Regions from separate parts of the Homo sapiens genome. Here region 2 is linked to region 1. The links are chromatin loops, found by intact Hi-C in ENCODE. Cell type or tissue: tibial artery. All regions are shown on one strand. Links, peaks and the distances in the headings refer to the core of each region. The heading gives the core; the rest is flanking DNA.

Region 1 (10,000 bases), core at 883-8,882:
TTGTTAGCAGCGGTTCCTGAGTGGGTAAAAAGGATGAGCCCCTCTCTCTAGGGAGAAGGAAGGGAGCATGAGAGGCGGGGAAGCCCTGAGGCCTGCGGGTGGTAAGGAAAGCAGCTGGGATCTGACAGACAAGGCTGATTCCAGGGAATCCAGGCCCTGTGGCTTCTGCAGGGGACTGAGACCCCCTGGGGCAAGATCCCCTTTCAGGTGCCTGATCCTGCAGGGTGATGGGGTGGGAGGGTCTTAGACGCACCTGGGCCCCCACCTGCCCTGTGCTATCTCAGCCCCTGGCTTCTGCCCTTTTTTCTTCCCTCTCCTGCTCCCCTCATCCATGTGTAAAAACCAGGCACCCAGAAAACGAGTAGGGTGAAACTTGGTGCCTGCCTTTACCTGCAGGGGGCTTGGGCATCACTTGACCTAGGCCTCCAAGACTCTGCCCTCCTCCCTGGTCCTCCAACAGCCTTCAGCTTCGTCCAGCACCCAGCCCTTTGCACCTGTGGAACCCCCTGCCTGGATCACTCCACCCCTCCCCACCCCCACGCAGGCCTCGACCACACCACTTTTCTCCACCCTCTTTATGGCAGATGTCACACCCTGGAACCGTGTGGTGTTTCTGTTGTCTGCCTACAGTAGGACGTAGGCTCCACGCCACAGGGACTCTGGCTTCCTGGTCGGCCACTTTGTGTCTGGAGCATGGAGCCGGGCAGGTGCCCGGCAGATGTGTGTTGAATAAACAGGTGGGTGGCCGCCTCACGTTCCTCCACGGTAAAGTGACGCTAAGGATCATAGTCACCTCTGGGCTACATGAAATACCATGCGGAAACGTCTGGCAGCGGGCAGGGCAGGGCAGGGCACTTCACTTTCTGTACTAGCTGTAAAGTGAGAAAGAAGCCCTTGGCACTGGAAGCCTGGCTTTTCGTTGACTCTGCAGCTCCTGGTTAGCCCTGTGTGTGAGTTTGTGTTAAATAATCAGTCCGACTCCTCCGCTGGGGTGGTGGTGCCAGTGTGGCCAGTTCTTGTGCAAATAGAACATTTTCAAGATAGTTCTGCCACTTGTACAGCACTCTACGTGCTGTAGAGTTCAGCCCTGAGAGAGAGGGACAGGATCCTGTGTGTCCCGTCCGCCTTGCATGTGGGTCTCACCAGCGGCTTCCTTCATGTCACTCTGGAGCACTCTCACCCACCCCGAGAGGAAAGTGCCGCTATCCCTGCTTTGCAGATGAGGAAACTGAGGCTGGGAGGCATGGAGAGGGCTGCTCAGGGTGAAGCTGAGGGCTGAGATGCTATCTGTGCAGCTCAGGGGCAGGGGGAGGGTGACGGCCTCTTGCTGTCTGGGGAAGGGGCTCTCACTGGCCACTTCCTCCCTCCTGGCTTCTGCCCCTCTGTTCCCTGAAGACCTCAGCCTGCCTGTCCATCCTGACACGACACGGGCCTGCCCTCCCTGCAGACACGCAGCCTCCCTGGGTCCAGGCACAGACACTGGGCCTCACAGAGCCTGGACCTGAGTGCTGTCACCTGTTTTATGTCACAAGTCTGTGTTTCCAGACAGGACATCAGAGAGACAGAGGGACAGAGATAGAGAGACAGAGACAACGGGGCTGAGCAAGCGCGTCAGAGACAGGGACAGAAATGGAGACAAAAGACAGAGAAGGAGACACTGACAGAGTGATTCAGAGAGACACAGAGACAGAGACAGGGACAGAGAGATAGAAACAGAGACAGAGAAAGAGACAGAGGGACAGATACAGAGAGACAGAGATGGGGTAGAGCATCAGAGACAGAAAGGGGCAGAGATAGAGACAAGGCAGAGGAGAGAATGACAGAGTGAATCAGAGAGACAGACAGAGATAGAGACATAAATAGAGACAGAGAGATAAAGACAGAGACAGAGGGACAGATATACAGAAACAGAGACAGGGCAGAGCATCAGAGACAGAAAGACAGGGAGAGAGAGAGAGACAAAAGGCAGACAGGGAAGGAGAGAATGACAGAGTGAATCAGAGACAGACAGACAGAGAGGGACAAATATAGGAAGACAGAGATAGAGACAAAAGATATATATATATATATATATAGAGAGAGAGAGAGAGAGAGAGAGAGAGATAGGGAGAGGGAGAGGGAGTGGGTCCTGGGAAAGAGGCAGAATCAGAGATGGATGCAGAGACAGAGATACTTAGGAAGGGGTGTCTGGAGACTTCGGGGGACAAGTCTCCACCTGGCTGCCACCAGCCCGCTCTCCTCTTCCCTCCTCAGCTCTCCCTCCTGTCAGGACAAGCAAAAGCATCAGAGACAGAGACAGACAGAGATAGAGATGAAAGACAGACAGAGTTGGAGACGGCGATAGAGTGAATGAGAGAGAGACGGCAGCATGTGTGAGGTCGGTGCTGGGAGAGGGGTTTCTCCCCTTCTTTCTGCTTCCCTCCTCCTCTCCCCAACGCCTTCCCCTTCACCACCTTCCTGGCTCCCTCTGCTCCCCTTCCAAGTCTGCACGTTCTCTAAGGCTTCACGTTGTCTCCAGGACAGGGTCCTCCTGGAGCTCCTGATGGGTAAATATTTACACCACAGGGGCGTCCTGGGGAAATTTGTTGCCCTCTATTAAACAAACACATGCCACTGAAGAAAAGAGCATCCTCCGAGCACCTCCCTTCTCCCCTCCCCTCTCTCTTCTTTGGGCTGCAGCAGGCGGGGGCAGTAGGAGCTTTCCAGGGGCTCTGATGGGATGGACAAGACTGGACACCAAGGTCTTCATCGGCAAGAGGTTCCTGTGACACAGACATGACACCCCACAGCCTGCAGAAGGTGGACACAGTCAGGAGGGCCCCCCTGGCTTTGAGAGCAGACGGCAGAGTCCCGTGAGGAAATCTTGGCTTAGCCTCTTCCCCACTGTGTGATTTTGGACACCTTCCTTGACCTCTCTGAGCCTCTGACCTTCTGCCGGACAGTGCTGACTTGCAGAGTTGTTGTAAGGTTTGGAGATCATGGATGCAAAATGTCTCCAACTAGCCTAGCACGTGCTGAACATCTGGCTTCTCGGCCTCTGCACTGTGGACATTTGGGCCTGGATAAGTCTCCGTTGTAAGGGGCTTCCCTGTGCTTGCAAAATGTGGAGTAGCACCCCTGGTCTCCACCCACTAGATGCCAGTAGCATCCTTCAGTTGTGACCACCAAACATGTCTCCAGACATTGACAGATGTCCCCAGAGACAAAATTGGCCCTGGTCGAGAACTACTGGAATAATCATAGTTTATAATAATAGTTTATAATAATAATAGATTATTTATAATAATCTCCTCTTCCCTCCTCAGCTCTCCCTCCTGTCAGGACAAGCAAAAGCATCAGAGACAGAGACAGACAGAGATAGAGACAAAAGATAAAAGATAGAGACAAAAGACACAAAAAATAACAGATTATTTATAATAATTATTTATAATAATCTATTATTATTAATAGTAAGAATGATTTTTTTGAGACGGTCTTGCTCTGCCATCCAGGCTGGAGTGCAGTGGTGCAATCATGGCTTACTGCAGCCTTGACCTCCTGGGTTCAAGTGATCCTCCCACCTCAGCCTCCTGAGTAGCTGGGACTATAGGTGTGCACCACCATGCCTGGCTAATTTTGTGAAAATATATATATATATATATATATATATATATATATATATTTTTTTTTTTTTTTTTTTTTTTTTTTTGGTACAGACAGTGTTTTGCCATGTTGCCCAGGCTGATTTCAAACTGCTGGGCTCAAGTGATCCACCCACCTTGGCCTCCCAAAGTTCTGGGACTACAGACATGAGCTACCTATATACCCAGAAGAATAATTTTTTTTTAAGTCCTTAATGAAGACAGTCTGAGCCCTGGGATGCTGGTAACTTATTTATGAAGACAAGGCCCTTCCTATAAGTGATTAGAAATGCAAGGAATGACACTAGGTGTGAGTTGGGATTTTTAATCTGCAGAAGGGAGAACCTGGGGGTCATTAATATCTGTCTTCAGAGTGATTGCGCCACCTCAGCAGCAATGAGAACCATGGGGCTTACATCGTCCTCAGCATCCCTCAGCCCTCCCGACAGACCTAAGAGGTCACGTTGCCATTCGGCTTTTACAGATGAAGAAATCAAGGCTAATGAGTTAGGTGGCTCATCAAAGGACTCAGGCCCCAGATTATTTTGGCAGCTGGTATGGTTTCCTCTGGGTGGGTGTATTAGCTTCTTATCGCTGCTTTAACAAATTACCACCTATTGGCTTAAAAAAAATGAATTTATTATTTTACAATTCTATAGATCAGAAATCTCACACAGATACAGTTGGGCTAGAATCAAGGTGTCTGCAGGGGTGTGGTGCCTCTGGAGCTCTTGAGGAGAATCCATTTTCTTTATTTTATGTTTATGTTTCTTCCTTTTTTCTTTTTTTTTTTTTTAATTTTGAGACAGCCTCACTCTGTCATCTAGGCTGGAATGCAGTGGCACTATCTTGGCTCACTGCAACCTCCGCCTCCTGGGTTCAAGCCATTCTCCTGCCTCAGCCTCCTGAGTAACTGGGATTACAGGCACGCACCACCATGCCTGGCTAATTTTTGTATTTTTTGCAGTGACTGAGTTTTATCATGTTGGTCAGGCTGGTCTCGAACTCCTGACCTCAAGTGATCTGTCTGCCTCAGCCTCCCAAAGTTTTGGGATTACAGGTGTGAGCCACCGCACCCAGCCATTTTATTTTCTTTTTTTAATTTTTTTTTTTGAGACAGAGTTTTGCTCTTGTTGCCCAGGCTGGAGTGCAATGGCGCGATCTTGGCTCCGCCTCCTGGGTTCAAGAAATTCTCCTGTCTCAGCCTCCCGGGTAACTGGGATTATAGGCGCGCAGCACCACGCCCAGCTAATGTTTGTAGTTTCTAGTACAAATGTTCGCCAGGCTGGTCCTGAACTCCTGACCTCAGGTGATCCACCCGCCTCGGCCTCCCAAAATGCTGGGAGTACAGGCGTGAGCCACCGCTCCTGGCTATTTTTTTTTTTTTTTGAGACAGGTTCCTATACGTCGCCCAGGCTGGAGTGCAGTGGCATCAACACGGCTTACTGCAGGCTGGACCCTCCAGACTCAAGTGATCCTCTCACCTCAGCCTCTGCAGTAGCTGGGCCCACAGGCATGTGCCACCACGCCAGGCTAATTTTTGTATTTTTTGTAGAGATGGGGTCTCACTGTGTTGCCCAGGCTGGTCTCAAACTTCTGAGCTCAAACGATTCTCCTGCCTTGGCCTCCCAAAGTGCTGGGATTCTAGGCATGAGCCACCGTGCCTAGCTGAGAATCCGTTTTCTTGTCTTTCCAGCTGCCCGTGCTCCTTGAGTTGTGGCTGCCTGCCATCTTCAGAGCCAGCGATGGCCTGTCAAATCCTTCTCACATCACGTCACTCTGACCTGTCTGCCTCCCTCTTCCACTTTTAAAAGGCCTTGTGCTTCCACTGGGTCCAGGGGAATCCAGGATACCCTCCCTATTTTAAAGCCAGCTGAGGCCAGACACGGTGGCTCACGCCTGTAATCCCACCACTTTGGGAGGCTGAGGTGGGCAGATCACGAGGTCAGGAGATCGAGACCAACCTGGCCAGCGTGGTGAAACCTTGTCTCTACTAAAAATACAAAAAAAATTAGCCAGGCGTGGTGACGGGCACCTGTAGTCCCAGCTACTGGGGAGGCTGAGGCAGGAGAATGGCGTGAACCCAGGAGGCGGAGTTTGCAGTGAGCCGAGATCGCACCACTGCACTCCAGCCTGGGCAACAGAGTGAGACTCTGTCTCAAAAAATAAAATAAAATAAAATAAAAATAAAGCCAGCTGATTAGCAACCTGAATTCCCTCTGCAACCCGAATTTCTCTTTGCTGTGTAACCTAACATATCCACAGGCTCCAGGGATTAGGACATGAACTTCTTGAGGAGCCATTATTCTCCCCACTATATATATGTTTCAGAGGAGATGAAACTATTGTGGGTCTGTGCAGCTGGGGAGGCTTCTTAGAGGAGGGGCTGACAGATCAGCCCACTTGGAGAGGAGGGTCTGTAAGCAGGGCAAGGACAGGTGGGACTATATAGGTGAGATGGAACCAGATGCTCAAGAAGCCTTTTGTGCCTGGCTAGGAATTTCAGGCTTGATTCTTAGAAGTAATAGGGAGTCATAGCAGGTTCTTGAGCGAAGTTAGGACAGAAACGTAAAGCAAGCTTTTTGTGGAAAAGGCACCTCCACAGATGGGTCCAGGCTGGAGCCAAGTGGAGGGAGCCTGGAGGTAGGAGAGCCACCTAGGTGAGGGGACTGGGATTAGGGAGAGGTGGGGGACAGAGGGAGGGGACAAATGGAGGACTTGGAGGCTTCATGCTGTCATGGGACAAAGCCAGGACATTGTGGTGACTCAGGCTGGAATCACCGTTCTGCTGCTTCCAAGCTGTGTGTGTATATGGGGCTTGCTGAGCTTCAGTTTCTGAACCTCAGTGTCTTTTTGGAAATGGAGGCAGCGAGGAAGAGAACCCCTTCTGGGCAGAAGCATCCACTCCTGTCCTTTTCCTGCTGCATAACAGCACCCCCTGCTCACGTGGGCACTTGGCATGTTCAGGCAGGTTGACATCTCCACTCTGCTCCTTCCGCCCAGCATGTCACTGAGTGTGGGTGGGGTGCAGAGATGGGGGTGCAGGTGCCGGCGGGGGCAGGCCACAGAAGATGCTCAGATTATTTTGCAGCATTCCAGGAGCCTGATGGGTGCCTGTCACTGTCGCCCTCTCCAGCCCCCAGGAAGGGAAAGGATCTTCCCCAATGCATGGGTCTACTTCACTTTAAGCAAGCATGACTGCCCCGGCTTTCAGGAGTTTAAAAATCTGTGTGAATGAGGCTGGCATAGGGGCCCATTTGCATGCACACTGCAGTTTTCCAAGGACTTCCTTGTTCATTATCTCAGCAGGCCCTCGCTGGGTTCCCATTGACTGTCAGTCTCCCAGGGTGCGGAAAATAGGATTCAATTATACTCAGATTGCTTAGTGAGAGGTCCCCTTGGAGTCTCTCCCGGCCTCCTGCAGACAGAGACGAGCATCCTTCCTCACTCAGTAGAGCCCCTAGAAGAGGAGAGGGAGTCCCAGTGGGGTCACACCACCAGGAAGGGACAGGGCAAGGCCCCACGCCCAGGTCTGCACCACCCCTGAGGCTGAGTGCCTGTCCACACTCCACATCACACCGTCTGGGACCTCAGGCCGGGTAGGAGACAGGAGTCCCTGAGGGTCAAACATCTGGAGAGAAAGAAGAGACGGGAAGACCAAGAGGCTCTTGCTGCATAACAGCACCCCCTGCTCACGTGGGCACTTGGCATGTTCAGGCAGGTTGACGTCTCCACTCTGCTCCGTCCGCCCAGCATGTCACTGAGTGTGGGTGGGGTGCAGAGATGGGGGTGCAGGGTGCACCTGAGCACTGGCCACCCTGGGCAGATAATGGATTCCTTCCCCAGGCCACTCATGCTCTTCTAGACTCAGCCTCAGCCTGCAGGCCCTGAGAGAATTTCCTTTCTGAGTCCCAGAGCCCGTGGGATATGCCTCCCGGTGGGTGGGGAACACCAATGCCGGTGCTCTGGTGTGTGTGTCTTAAATGTTCCAGTGGTTTGCGCATTGCTTCTCCAATCAAACCCCAATCCTCTGAGGAGGGAATATGGCGACCCCCAGTTCGAAGATGGGGAAACTGAGGTTCGGAGGAAGGCTAAGTGAGGTATTCTATACAAAACTGTGCACAGAGCCACATGCCTCAAACTCCTCTCTCATTTCATCCTCACCGCACCGCCTGCGAGGGAGGAATAATTTATTCCTCATTTTATGGATGAGCAAAGAGGCTCTGAGAGGTTAAGGAAGGTGCTCAGGCTCCTGCAGCTGGTGGCCGCAGACCTGGGCAGAGTGCTGTCTGACTCTGGGTCTGAGTTCTGTCCTCTGTTTATCTTCCTTTTGATCTCTGTGTTCCTGCAGCGGGCTCTGCCCAAGATCTCTGGCCACTGGGCTTTATGCTCCTGCTCACTCTAAGGGAACTCCAGTGGGCTCTGCCCATCCTATTGTGCCGGATCGTTCAGCCGCTATTTTCTTCCCGGGATCATGCCGCCGCACTCTAGCCTGGGCGACAGAGAGACTCAGTCTCAAAATAATAATAATGAAATAAAATAAACTGAGGTTAGTTGCGCACTTTGGGAGGCTGAGGTGGGTGGATCACCTGAGGTCAGGAGTTCAAGATCAGCCTGGCCAACATGGTGAAACTCCATTTCTACTAAAAATACAAAAATTAGCTGAGTGTGGTGTCGCACGCATGTAATCCCAGCTATGCGGGAGGCCAAGGCACAAGAATCACTTGAACTCGGGAGGCAGAGGTTACAGTGAGCCGAGATTGCACCACTGTACTGCAGCCTGGGTGACAGGGTCGGGCATGGTGGCGCGTGCCTGTAGTCCCAGCTACTTGAGAGGCTGAGGCAGGGGAATCCCTTGCACCCTGGAGGCAGAGGCTGCAGTGAGCCGAGATTATGCCACTGCACTCCAGTCTGGGCAACAGAGCATGACTCTGTCTCAGGAAAAAAAAATGTAAAAAAGTTAATGAGCCTGCTGGAGACGGTGGCTCATGCCTGTAATCCCAGCATTGTGGGAGGCTGAGGCGGGAGGATCACCTGAGGTCAGGAGTTCGAGACCAGCCTGGCCAACATGGTGAAACCCTGTCTCTACTAAAAATACAAAAATTAGCCAGGTGTGGTGGTGCACATCTGTAGTCCCAGCTACTTGGGAGGCTGAGGCAGGAGAATTGCTTGAACTCGGGAGGCAGAAGTTGCAGTGAGTTGAGAATGTACCACTGCACTCCAGCCTGGGCAACAGAGCAAGACTCTGTCTCGAAAAACAACAACAACAAAAACAAAAACAGAGTGAGACTCTATCTCAAAAAAAAAAAAAGAAAAAAGAAAAGAAAAGAAACAAGCAAAAATGAGGTTGGTTGCAACTGCAAGGGTCCTGAGGCTGCAGAAGGTTAGGAAGGAAGGAAGGGAGGGCGGGAAGAAGGAGGAAGAAAGACAAGAAGACTGAGAAACGTCCTTACGTGGTGTCTAGCCCTACAGCTGCTCGGGGAAGGAAGGGCATTAGCCAAGACTTTGTGTTTTGAAGAGCTGAAAAGGAGAAATTGGCACACAGGGTGGATGCTCTGAAGACACTGTTGTCTGAAAGCCTAGGCGGATGCGGTGGCTTAGACAACAGAATTTCTTGTCTCACAATTCTGGAGTGTAGGAGTCTGAGATCAAGGTGTTGGCGAAGTTGGTTTCTTCTGAGGCCTCTGCCTTTGTCTTGTAGGTGGTCGTCTTCTCCCTGTGTCCTCACTTGGTTGTCCCTCTGTGTGTGTCTGTGTCCTAATCTCTTCTTAGGAGGACACCAGGCTTACGGGATTAGGGCCCACCTTAAGGACCTCATTTGACTTTAATTACCACTTTAAAGACCCCATTTCCAAATAAAGTCCTATTTTCAGGTACTGGGGCCTAGGTCTTCAACAGATGAAATTTTGCAGGACACAATTCAGCCCCTAACAGCTGAGGCCAGTGTCACCTCCATTTCCCAGGGACCAGGGAACCTTGGGGTTCTTGTAAGACCCGTGGACCCAAGAGGAAGGAACTAAAAATGCTTCCCTCTCTCTCTTTCTTTTTCTTTTCTTTCTCTCTTTTTTTTTTTTGAGACAGGGTCTCACTCTGTCACCCAGGTGAGAGTGGGTGGTGCCATCACAACTCACTGCAGCCTTGACCTCCCAGGCTCAGGCGATCCTCCCACCTCAGCCTCCCATGCAGCTAGGATCACAGGCATGCACCACCACAGCCGGCTAATTTTTGTATTTTTAGTAGAGACGGGGTTTTGTTATGTTGCTCAGGCTGGTCTCAAACTCCTCGGCTCAAGAGATCCACCCGCCTTGGCCTCCCAAAGTGCTGGGATTACAGGCAACAGCCAACCACACCTGGCCTGAAAATACTTCTATCAAGGACTT
Region 2 (10,000 bases), core at 674-8,673, 52 kb after region 1:
TTCAAAAGAAGACATATGCATGGCCAATGAGCATATCAGAGAAATGCTTAATGTCATTAATCATCAGGGAAATGCAAATCAAAACGATAATGAGGTATCATCTCACCCCAATTAAAATGGCTATTACTAAAAAGACAAAATTAACAAATACCAGCAAGGAGGCGGAGAAAGAGAAACTCTATACACTGTTGGTGGGAAGGTAAATTAGTATAGCCATTATAGAAACACCATGGAGGTTCCTTAAAAAACTAAAAATAGAATTGCCATATGATCCAGAAGTCCCACTATTGGGTGGCTATCCAAAGGAAATGAAATCAGTTTGCTGATATATCTGTACACCCATGTTTATTGCAGCACTATTCACAATAGCCAAGACGTGAACTCAAACTAAGTGTTCCTCAATAGAAAACGTGGTATATATGCACAATATTATTCAGCCATCAAAAATAATGAAATTTTGTCATTCACGGTAATGTGAATGAGTTTGGAGGACATGATGTTAAGTGAAATAAGCCAGGCACAGAAAGATAAATACTGCATGTTCTTACTGCTATGTGTTAGATGAAAAAGTTGATCTCGTAGGAGTAGAGAGTAGAATAATGGTTACTAGAGTCAGGGAAGGGTAGGATGGGAGGACAGCCAGAGGTTGGTTAACAGATACAAAAGTGTATCCAGATAGGAGGAATAAGTTCTAGTATTCTACAGCACTGTGGAGCGACTGCAATTAACAACTTATTGTATATTTCCAATTCGTCAGAAAGGCAGATTTTGCATGTTCCCAGCACAAAGAAATGATAAATGTTTGAGGTGATGTATATGCTAATTATCCTTATTTGATGACTATGCGTCATATACGTGTATTGAAATATCACACTGTGCTGCATAAATATGCACAATTATGTGTCAATTAAAAATAATAATAAAAGCAAGAAAGAGAGCATGTTCTTTAAAAAAAAAAAAAAGACTTCCAGCCTTCCCACCCAGATGTTGTCTTTGGGGTTTTTATGGTGCAGGATTGGGAGACTCAGAACTGCAGGGGTTGGGGAAGGGCAGAGAGCGTGGGGAGAGTGGACTCCACCTGGGGGAGGAGTTTCCTTTTTTGCAGGGACAAAATGACAGGCGACAAAAGCAGCATGTGGGAGACAAAAGGGACTTTAAAGAAGTGTGGCTAAAGACTGCATACTTCACAGAGTGAGAAAAACAAGCAAGGAACATGAGGGCTTTTTTTTCCAAGTCAGGTCTATCAAGGTGTAATTTACATGCAGTACAATTCACTTTTGGAGGTGTACAGTTCAGTGAATTTTGATGACCGCCTACAGCCATGCAACCACCGTCACAGTCAAGATACAGAACATTTCCATTACCTTGAAAATTCCCCCATGCCCTTTTACTTAGAAGGATGTTTGCTGTTTCCTGTAACAGTGTTGAAGAATCCATCCTTATCTGAGATCAAGTAATAGAGAGGAGAGAGAGCTGGGTGTAGAGGTGCCCAGGGCACCCTCTCTCTACTCGAGCCAGTAAAAAACAAACCTGCAATATTCATCTTTATATACACTCACAGATGTAAATACAGAGAGATACAGATGAGCAAGCCACAAAGCCAATTACATACCAAAGTTATGCCATTAACCTATACAAAGATTTCATAGGTTGTAGTTCCTTCCAGTTCCTCTTCCAGCCCCTGCTCCTGGCAACCACTGATTTGCATTAAAGATAATTCAACCTATCTCAATTTAATTTCTGTCCCTATGGTTTTGTCCTTTTCCAGAATGTCACATACATGTAATCATACAAGGATTAACCTTTTGTGTCTGGCTTCTTTCACTTGAGAGTCATCCGTGTTGCTGCATGCGTCCATCTTTGTTCCTGTTTATTGCTGAGTAATATACTAGGCACACCACAATTTGTTTATGCATTTACTAGTTGATGGATGCTGCGGTCGTTTTCAGTTTGGGGTTGTTTTGAATAGGGCTGCTATGAACATTCATGTAAAAGTCTTTGTGTGGACATACGTTTTCATTTTTCTTGCATAAATATCTGAGTGCAATTGTTGGGTCAGGTGATGTGTCTGTTTATGAGAAACTGACAAACTGGAATTACTTTGGTTGGTGAACTGTGTTTCTCTGACTATGACCCTATTGTGAAACTGAGCCATGTGGCTCACAGGTTTATAAGGGTTGCTTTGTACTCTTGTTGGACGAATTTCAGCTGCATATGTTGTCTCTCCTAAAGGTATTTGCATTTTAAACAGAAGTCAACTATTCTGTTCAACAAACACTGCCCCAAACTTCAAGTCATAGAATTGGCTTCATTCTCCATGGGAGAGGTTTCCTATGAGCTAGCAGGCAGGAGGTTCTTGTTGCCTTAGACAGGGTGCGTTTGGAATGCCATATGGGTACCAGTGAACCGTACGTGTGCCTGCAACTATAGGTAGATGAATCCCCTGAGTACTCCCACATCCAGGATTCTGCCAGGCAGAGGAAACGGCTCTGGAGAGAAGAGGTTGCCGGAGTCCTCTAACACTGCCCCTTGCCATTTTTGCTCAGGTCCCGCGTACTTTCTTTAGACTCCACTTTTTCTGTCACCAGTGCAAAGCAAGCATCTTTTAGAGACAAAGGAGCGTTGGATGAAAGGTCCCCAGGGAAATCTCTTTCCTGTCTCAGATGCTTCCTTTAAGACGAGGACAGAATCAGAGCAGAAGGGGCTATCCAGAGAACTCAGTTTTACTTCATGAATGTCTTTTTTTTTTCTTTTTTCTTTTTCGAGACGAAGTCTCACCCTGTTGCCCTGGCTGGAGTGCAGTGGCACAATCTCAGATCACTGCAACCTCCGTCTCTGGGGCTCAAGTGATTCTCATGCCTCAGCCTCCTGAGTAGCTGTGATTACAGTCACCCGCCAACACACCCGGCTAATTTTTGTATTTTTAGTAGAGATGGGATTTCACCATATTGGTCAGGCTGTTCTCAAACTCCTGACCTCGGGTGATCCGCCTGCCTCGGTCTTTCAAAGTGCTGAGGTTACAGGCGTGAACCACCGTGCCCAGCTCATGAATGTGTTTGACTCCATCTGCTTCTCTATACCCCCACAGTGTAGGCCTCCCATTGATACAGGAGCTAAAAAGAAATGATTTAGGCAGCTAGTGAGGGTAAGATAGTCCTTGGTAAGCCTTCCCTTTTAACAAAAAGCAGTCCCCAAATCATTTCTTTTCTAACAAAGAGCAGCCTGTAAAATTGAGCTGCAGACATAGATAAGCAAGCTGGAAGCTTGCACAGGTGAATGCTGGCAGCTGTGCCAATAGGAAAAGGCTATCTGGAAGCCAGGTATCTTCAACATGGAGGCTCCATTTTCCCTTTTCTTTGTCACCACATGTACAGAAAGAAACAGGGAACATGGAGCCAGCCAGGTAGAGGACCCATCTGTGTAATAAAAGATTAGGGGGCGGGCGCAGTGGCTCACGCCTGTAATCCCAGCACTTTGGGAGGCCGAGGAGGGAGGATCAGTTGAGGTCAGGAGTTGGAGACCAACCTGGCCAACATGGCGAAACCCGTCTCTGCTGAAAATACAAAACTTAGCCAGGCATGGTGGTGTGTGCCTGTAGTCCCAGCTACTTGGGAGGTTGAGACAGGAGAATCACTTGAACCCAGGAGGCGGAGGTTGCAGTGAGCTGGGATCACACCATTGCACTCCAGCCTGGGCGACAGAGCGAGACTCTGCCTCAAAAAAAGATTAGGGCGGGAAGCCAGCTTCTTCGTGAGCTATGTAAATGGAACACTTGGTTTGCTCAATCTTCTGGGCCCTATGTAAATCAGACACTGTCTCCTCAAGCTCATCTATAAAACCTGGTGCATTTCACTAGGGAACCGGAAAACCCTCTTGGGATCTCCTCTTTCTCTGCAGGAAGGAGAGCATTTCTCTTTCTTTTGCCTATTTAAACCTCTGCTCTTAACCTCACTCCTTGTGTGCCTCGTGTGTTCCTGTCCTTGATTTCCTTGGCGTGAAGCAATGAACCTCAGGTATGACCCCAGACGACCCCAGTAGGTGCCTCAGTGACCTGCTACCTTCTACTCTCAGTCCATCTTCTGGTCTCCACGTGGCAGCCAGAGGAGCTGCTTTATTTTTAAGGTTTTGATGGATTGATTTAAACTGGTAAACACATGGTTCAAAATTAGAAAGGTGCAAAAGGGTAGGCAGAGAAAAGTCTCCTTTCACCACCCCCCTTTGTTTTAAGAGACAGGGTCTCACGATGTTGCCCAGGCTGGTCTCAAACTTTTGGCCTCAAGTGATCCTCCCACCTTGGCCTCCCAAAGTGCTGGGATTACAGGCGTGAGCCAGTGTGCCTGGCTGAGATACATTTTTTTAGAAACACACACACACACATACACAATCACAATGATCATGTCATTCCTCTGCTGATAGCCATTCAATGGCTTCCCCTTTCACTGAGGATAAAACACCGAGTCTATAATAAGGCCCCAGGGTCAGGCTCGGGCAGCCCTGACTCCCTCTTTGGGATCTCCTTGCCACCCAGAGTTGGGACCCTCGGGCCTCCTCTCAGTCTCTCCAGCATGCTGGCTTCACCCACCTCAGGGTTTGTACACACACTGCTCCCATTGCCTGGAAGATTTCTTTCTCCACTTCACCTAGTGAAGCCCCCTCATTTTTCATTTTTCAGATCTTGACCTGAGAACTGCTTCCTCATGGAAACCTTCCATGATCCCCATGCCTGGCCAGGTCCTAGGGTCATGGGACTCGGCGATGCCACTTCAGATCTCTTACCACCATTTATCACCATTCTGTTTTGAGATATTATTTGATCATGGGACTTGAGGAATCCTGCACTAGACTGGCAGTGCCAGGGCAGCAGTTCTCCTGCTTTACTCATTGCCATATCTCCAGGATCCAGCACAGTTCCATGGAACACAAAGACAGCAGCTAGCATTTGCCGAGTGCTTACCATGTGCCAGGCCCCGTTGTCAGCACTTTACACATAGCACATTCCTGTAATCAACATGAATGCCTGGAGACAGGTACAATGATCATCTCCATTCTACAGACAAGCAAACTGAGGTTCAGCTAAGCAAGTCAGCTAATATCACTACCAACTCTGACATTACATGCCTCCTGCAGGAGTTTGGTAAGTATTTGTTGAATGAGTGACTAATAAATAAAAGAGAGAATGAAAAACAAAATGAATCAAACTCTCATGTAATGGACAGAAAAGCTGAGACTCCCCCCCCTGGAGAGGCGCAACCTGACCAGGTTATTCAACGCAGCGGAGGTGGGGCTGGGAGGGCGGTGCAGGTGCCGCCTGTGGGGCCGGATTCTCCCAGCTGCCCCACCTGGCCTCTCAGCCACATGCCCCTGCTAGCCAGTAGCCCCAGCCCCAGCGGCTCAGCCTGGCCCTCACTGCCCTTCCCTCCTCCCTCGCAGTGGCTGTCCCACCCTTTCCCTAGAGCTTTCCAAAGCCTGTCCCTGGATGCCTCCTCCCAGAAAATCGGCGGGCCTCTCCCAAATCCCCCCAGCCCCTCCACTTCTGCTCTCAGACACCCTCTAGCATGGACCCACACAGCCAGGGCTACAGGCACAGCCCCTGAATCAAGAGACATCTTCACCCTCCCCCTGCCATCTTTTCAGTTCTTCAAGTTGTTCTTGTCTTTTTTTCAATACAAAGTCCCTGTGTGATGCTGGGAGTTAATTAATTGTATTCTGGCCAATTAACTGTAATGAAAGTTTTTCCTTCCCTGTAGAAGAAAGGGCTTCCCTATAGAAGAGATGGCTACCTAGGGAGACTGCAGCTCTCTCTCTCTCTCTCTCTCTCTGTGTGTGTGTGTGTGTAAAACTCCATCTAGCTTTGGATATCATTTGGGTATCATTTATGAGGACTTGATGTCCAGAGCTGTGGCAACCATTTTGTGACATGAGGCGATAAGCTTGAGGCTGAAAAGTCTAAATGCTGAGAAAGGCAGTGTGGAGAGAGCCTGGATCCTTCTTGATAATCTCCCCCCAGAGGGTTCATTAGGTAAGCACTATTGTCCTTACAGCCCAGTCGCCATTGCTTTGATTTTCTGCAACTTGAAGCTGAAAGCATTCTTTACTGATTGGGTGAGGATGCCTTCACCTCCTTAGGAAGCACATAGGAAGTTCAGGCACAAGGAGACAGGAGGGAAAGCGCTGACCTATGGGTCAGCCAACATGGACTCTCCCTGACTCCACCACCAATTAGTGGCCTGACCCAGGGCAAAGTCACTTCCTCTCACTCCATTTTCTTCCTGGGAAAATGAGGGGCTGCATGACAGCAGTGGCGTCTCCTAACAGTGACTCACAAGCCCCCCAAAGCCTCAGTGAGCTGCCTGAACTTTTACTGATGCCAGTGAGGGGTGGAGAGGGTCCATACTGAGCTCAATTGTGACGGTTTGGAGGTGACTCAGTGAGGAATCAGACAGCCCCGGAGTCTTTTTTTCATTCCTGTTCCCCATTTGTCAGCAATCCTTCATCGTGCCCCAGTTTCAGGGTGTATTTTTAGTGAAAATAAACTTGCACAGCTCAGGATTACACAATTCCTTCAAGAGCTTCAGCATCACCTGCTGATGGACCCAAGCTAATGAGCAGGTCACGTGGAGGTGGTCACCCCCTCCCCGATAGCAGCTGGGAGTAGCTGGTGAGGCCCACTGACCCCAAAGTTCAGGAAGGTGGGCTAACGAGGGAAATAATTTAATTTTGCCAGAAAAACAAAAAAAAATCTCCACGTCCTACAGCCTGGGGCGAGATGAGTGCATTCAGCCTGGGATTCAGAATCAGGCCTTCGAGGTATCCAGCATCTAGTGAGGAAAACAGAGCTGCATTTTGAAACCCTTTGCCTTCTAAATCCAGGCCTGGAGCTGGCTTGTGTTTTGCAGAGCAGGTAAACAGGTTTGATTGGTTTGCAAAAAATGTGTTTGGGAGTGGGGAGCTGGGGTGGTGGGGAGGTTAAATCTTCTGCTTAAATAAGGGAAGAGAATTTAGCATTTCTAGAGGCCATGGAGAAGGCAGAATATCACAAGCACTGTTGGTGACCTGCCCAGATCCCCATTGCAGGAATGAAACACCCAGGCCCCTCCTACTGGGAGTGTCGGTTGTACCCTTAAACTGAGAACCACCCCCAACCAAGAAGCCTGGGAGATCACACTGCCCTGTCCTCATTCAATGACTGACCTATACAAGGGGTCAAAGAGCCCAAGTCCCTGGGCTCAAGGTAGGATAAATCTGTGGTTCCTTCCACAGTCCAGAGCTTCTGGTAGGACCTGGCTGAGGCTGGGCTTCCACAGTCCCCACATTCCTGCCTGGCTTCTTCCCCTGCCCTATCCTGACTCCCCCACTTCCTTACAAGTCCCTCCTGAGAGTACTCCTTCCCTCCATGGATGATCTGCACAGGGACCTCTGTCTCAGATGCTAGTTCTGCAGAGCCAACCTATGACCTAGGATACGGAAATGAGGAGGAAAGTGGGGCACTTGGGCTGGATAAAGCCCCTCAAATGGGACAAAACAGCCAATGACTAAGGTCTTTTAAGCACATGAATATTTAATGTTCTATAATCCATATGAATTGAACTGTTCTGTATGAATCTTATTAGTTGGGTAGACATGGGCAGGTCTTTCAATCTTCTGCTGTGATGTAAGCTCTTAGCCCATCCCCTTCAATCTTAAGTACAGTCTGTTATACACAGAAATGCCCTGCAAGTATGTGTGTGTGTGTGTGTGTGTGTGTGTGTGTACATGTAGGGTTAGGGGTTGGGTTCCACAATTGGATTGACCCCAAATGGCCAGAACATGCAGGATGGTGATCTAATCCATAAATGGAATTAACTCAGCAGAAAGGAGCTAGAGGTGATCATCAGCCTATAAATACTTGGAGAATTTGCATCAGTGTTGGAGAGGACTTGGAACTTCCTTGGGAAATAGATGAGAATTGGAATCATTCTTATCTACATCTTAAGGAGCAGAAAGACCTCAGCTGTTATGGAAGACATTACTAGTTGTCTACACAGCATCCATTCTCTCTTTCTTCCTTAGTAACAGAGCATTGGTTTTATTCTGGACAGCAATGTGCTCAATTAAAAGGATATCTTTCCCAGAGCAGTTGGCATGGCCGATGAGATGGAAGCACTAGGTTTTGCTTTGAAGTCTCTGTAAGAAGAGCACAGCATGGACCCTTTGTGTCCTTTCCTTCTCCCTCTTGCTTCCTACCTGGAACATAGATGTGATGATTGGAGCTTCAGCAGCCATCTGGACCTATGATGAGACCTTGAGGAGGGAAGCTACATGCTGAGGATGGCAGAGCAAAAAAATCTAAGGACCTTCAGTCTCTGAAGACTTCATGGAGGTGCCAGGCCAGCCCCTTTGGGGTTTAAACAATTGAAGTTGGAGCTCCCATACTCATAGCAGCATGTGTTCCTCATGAATTCTGCTTTCACGAGCAGAGTCTTTGCCAAGTTACCCCCTTTTTACCAGGATCATCATTATTGCTTATTCCCATGTTTTCCATGAGAATGACGGTAGGAAAGGGAAAGAGTGTGGGCTTAGGAGTCAGACACTTGGCTCAGGGGACCTTAGCAGAGAGCAGTTTCAAGTTTGAGTGTGCTGTAGAACCACCTGGAAGGTTTGTTAAAATGCAGGCTGCTGCTGGCCCCTGACCCCGCAGCTTTTGATTCAGTAGGTTTAAGGGGGGCCTGTGAACTTGCATTTCCAACCAGCTTCCAAGAGATGCTGATGCAGCTGGTCTGGGGATTACATCATCCTCATGGCAATCACACTACCCTAATTTTAAAATCTCTTTTCTGTCATTAATTTAACAGCTAGGTACTTCATCCTGTATTCATTTCAACACATGACTCATTCATTCATTTAACAAATAATTATAAAGCAGCCACCGTGTGCCAAGCTCTAGCAATGGGGACTCAACAGTGGAGAAAACCAACCCCCTGATGTCAGCTAGGAAGCTAACATCCTAGTGCAAGAGAAGGGCAATGTAACCGATTAAAAATATAATAGAGCCAGGTACAGTACCATCCCAGCTACTCAGGAGGCAAGAGGATCACTTGATCCCAGGAGTTCGAGGTTACAGTAAGCTATGATCACATCACTGCACTCCAACCAGGGCGACAAAGTGAGATCTTGTCTCTAACGAGAGAGAGAGAGAGAGAGAGATAGTGTGTGTGTGTGTGTGTGTGTGTGTGTGTGTGTGTGTACTATAGTGACAGGCAGGGACAAATGCTATGAAGAAAAATAAATCAGGGCAAGGGGATAGAGAGTGATAGGAGATGCAATTTTAGAGAGGATCATCAGTGAAGGGCATTTAAAAGAAATGACTTACAAAAACTCACATACAATGAGGGAGTGAGCAGTGCAGAATTCTGGGGCAAGAACATCTTAGGTTTAGGGAATGGCAAGTGCAAAGCCCTGGGAGAGGGTCATGTTTGCTATGTTGAGGGGCCAGCAAGGAGATCTGTAGGCTGGAGCAGGGAGAGCCAGAGGGAGAAAGGCAGGAAAAGAGGGCAGAAAGATGGACAGGGCCAGCCCATGGGGGTCTTCCAGGGCATAGTAAGGATTTGGGGTTTTAGTTAAAGGTCTAGGGGAGCTATTGGAAGGAGTGACATGATCTGACTTCTGTTTTCAAAGAACACTCTGACTTAGTTAGGGGCTGCTGCTCTCATTCAGGCAAGAAATGATGGTGGGTAGGGTAGGACAGATGGGGACAAGTGGACAGATTTAGTAGGATTTGCTGTCACTTTGGATATGTGGAGCAAGAACAAGATCAGAGCCAAGGACAACTGCTAGGATTTTAGCCTGGGCAGGCAGGTAAATGGTGGCTGTTCAGGAATTCTTAGGTGCTGTATCTAGTGGGGAAGGCCACAGGGAAAGGAGATGATGAAGACATAATGTCTGCCTTCCAGATCTCACTGTTCAGTGGGATTCTCCATAAACATTCACTGAGGGCCCAGGCAAGATCATTCCCAAGGGTAGG

The links. Peaks named below come from ENCODE experiments on the same cell type or tissue, not always from the same donor. Only the 100,000 strongest peaks of a DNase experiment are listed, where the experiment ranks them.
Region 2: a loop joins it to region 1, with 5 times the contacts of the local background. A loop is called at or near these places in 5 of 110 quality-filtered maps.

The regions. Positions count from the first base shown.
Region 1 is chr22:35,451,746-35,461,745 of GRCh38, forward strand. It overlaps a transcript of MCM5 not described here. Among named protein-coding and RNA genes, the nearest start is that of MCM5, 57 kb to the left of the region's middle. In tibial artery, for the core only: no CTCF peak of the experiment used is centred there; no DNase peak of the experiment used is centred there.
Region 2 is chr22:35,504,269-35,514,268 of GRCh38, forward strand. No RefSeq gene overlaps it. Among named protein-coding and RNA genes, the nearest start is that of RASD2, 32 kb to the right of the region's middle. In tibial artery, for the core only: no CTCF peak of the experiment used is centred there; DNase peaks (open chromatin) are centred at 4,133 and 5,493; H3K27me3 peaks cover 1,498 bases.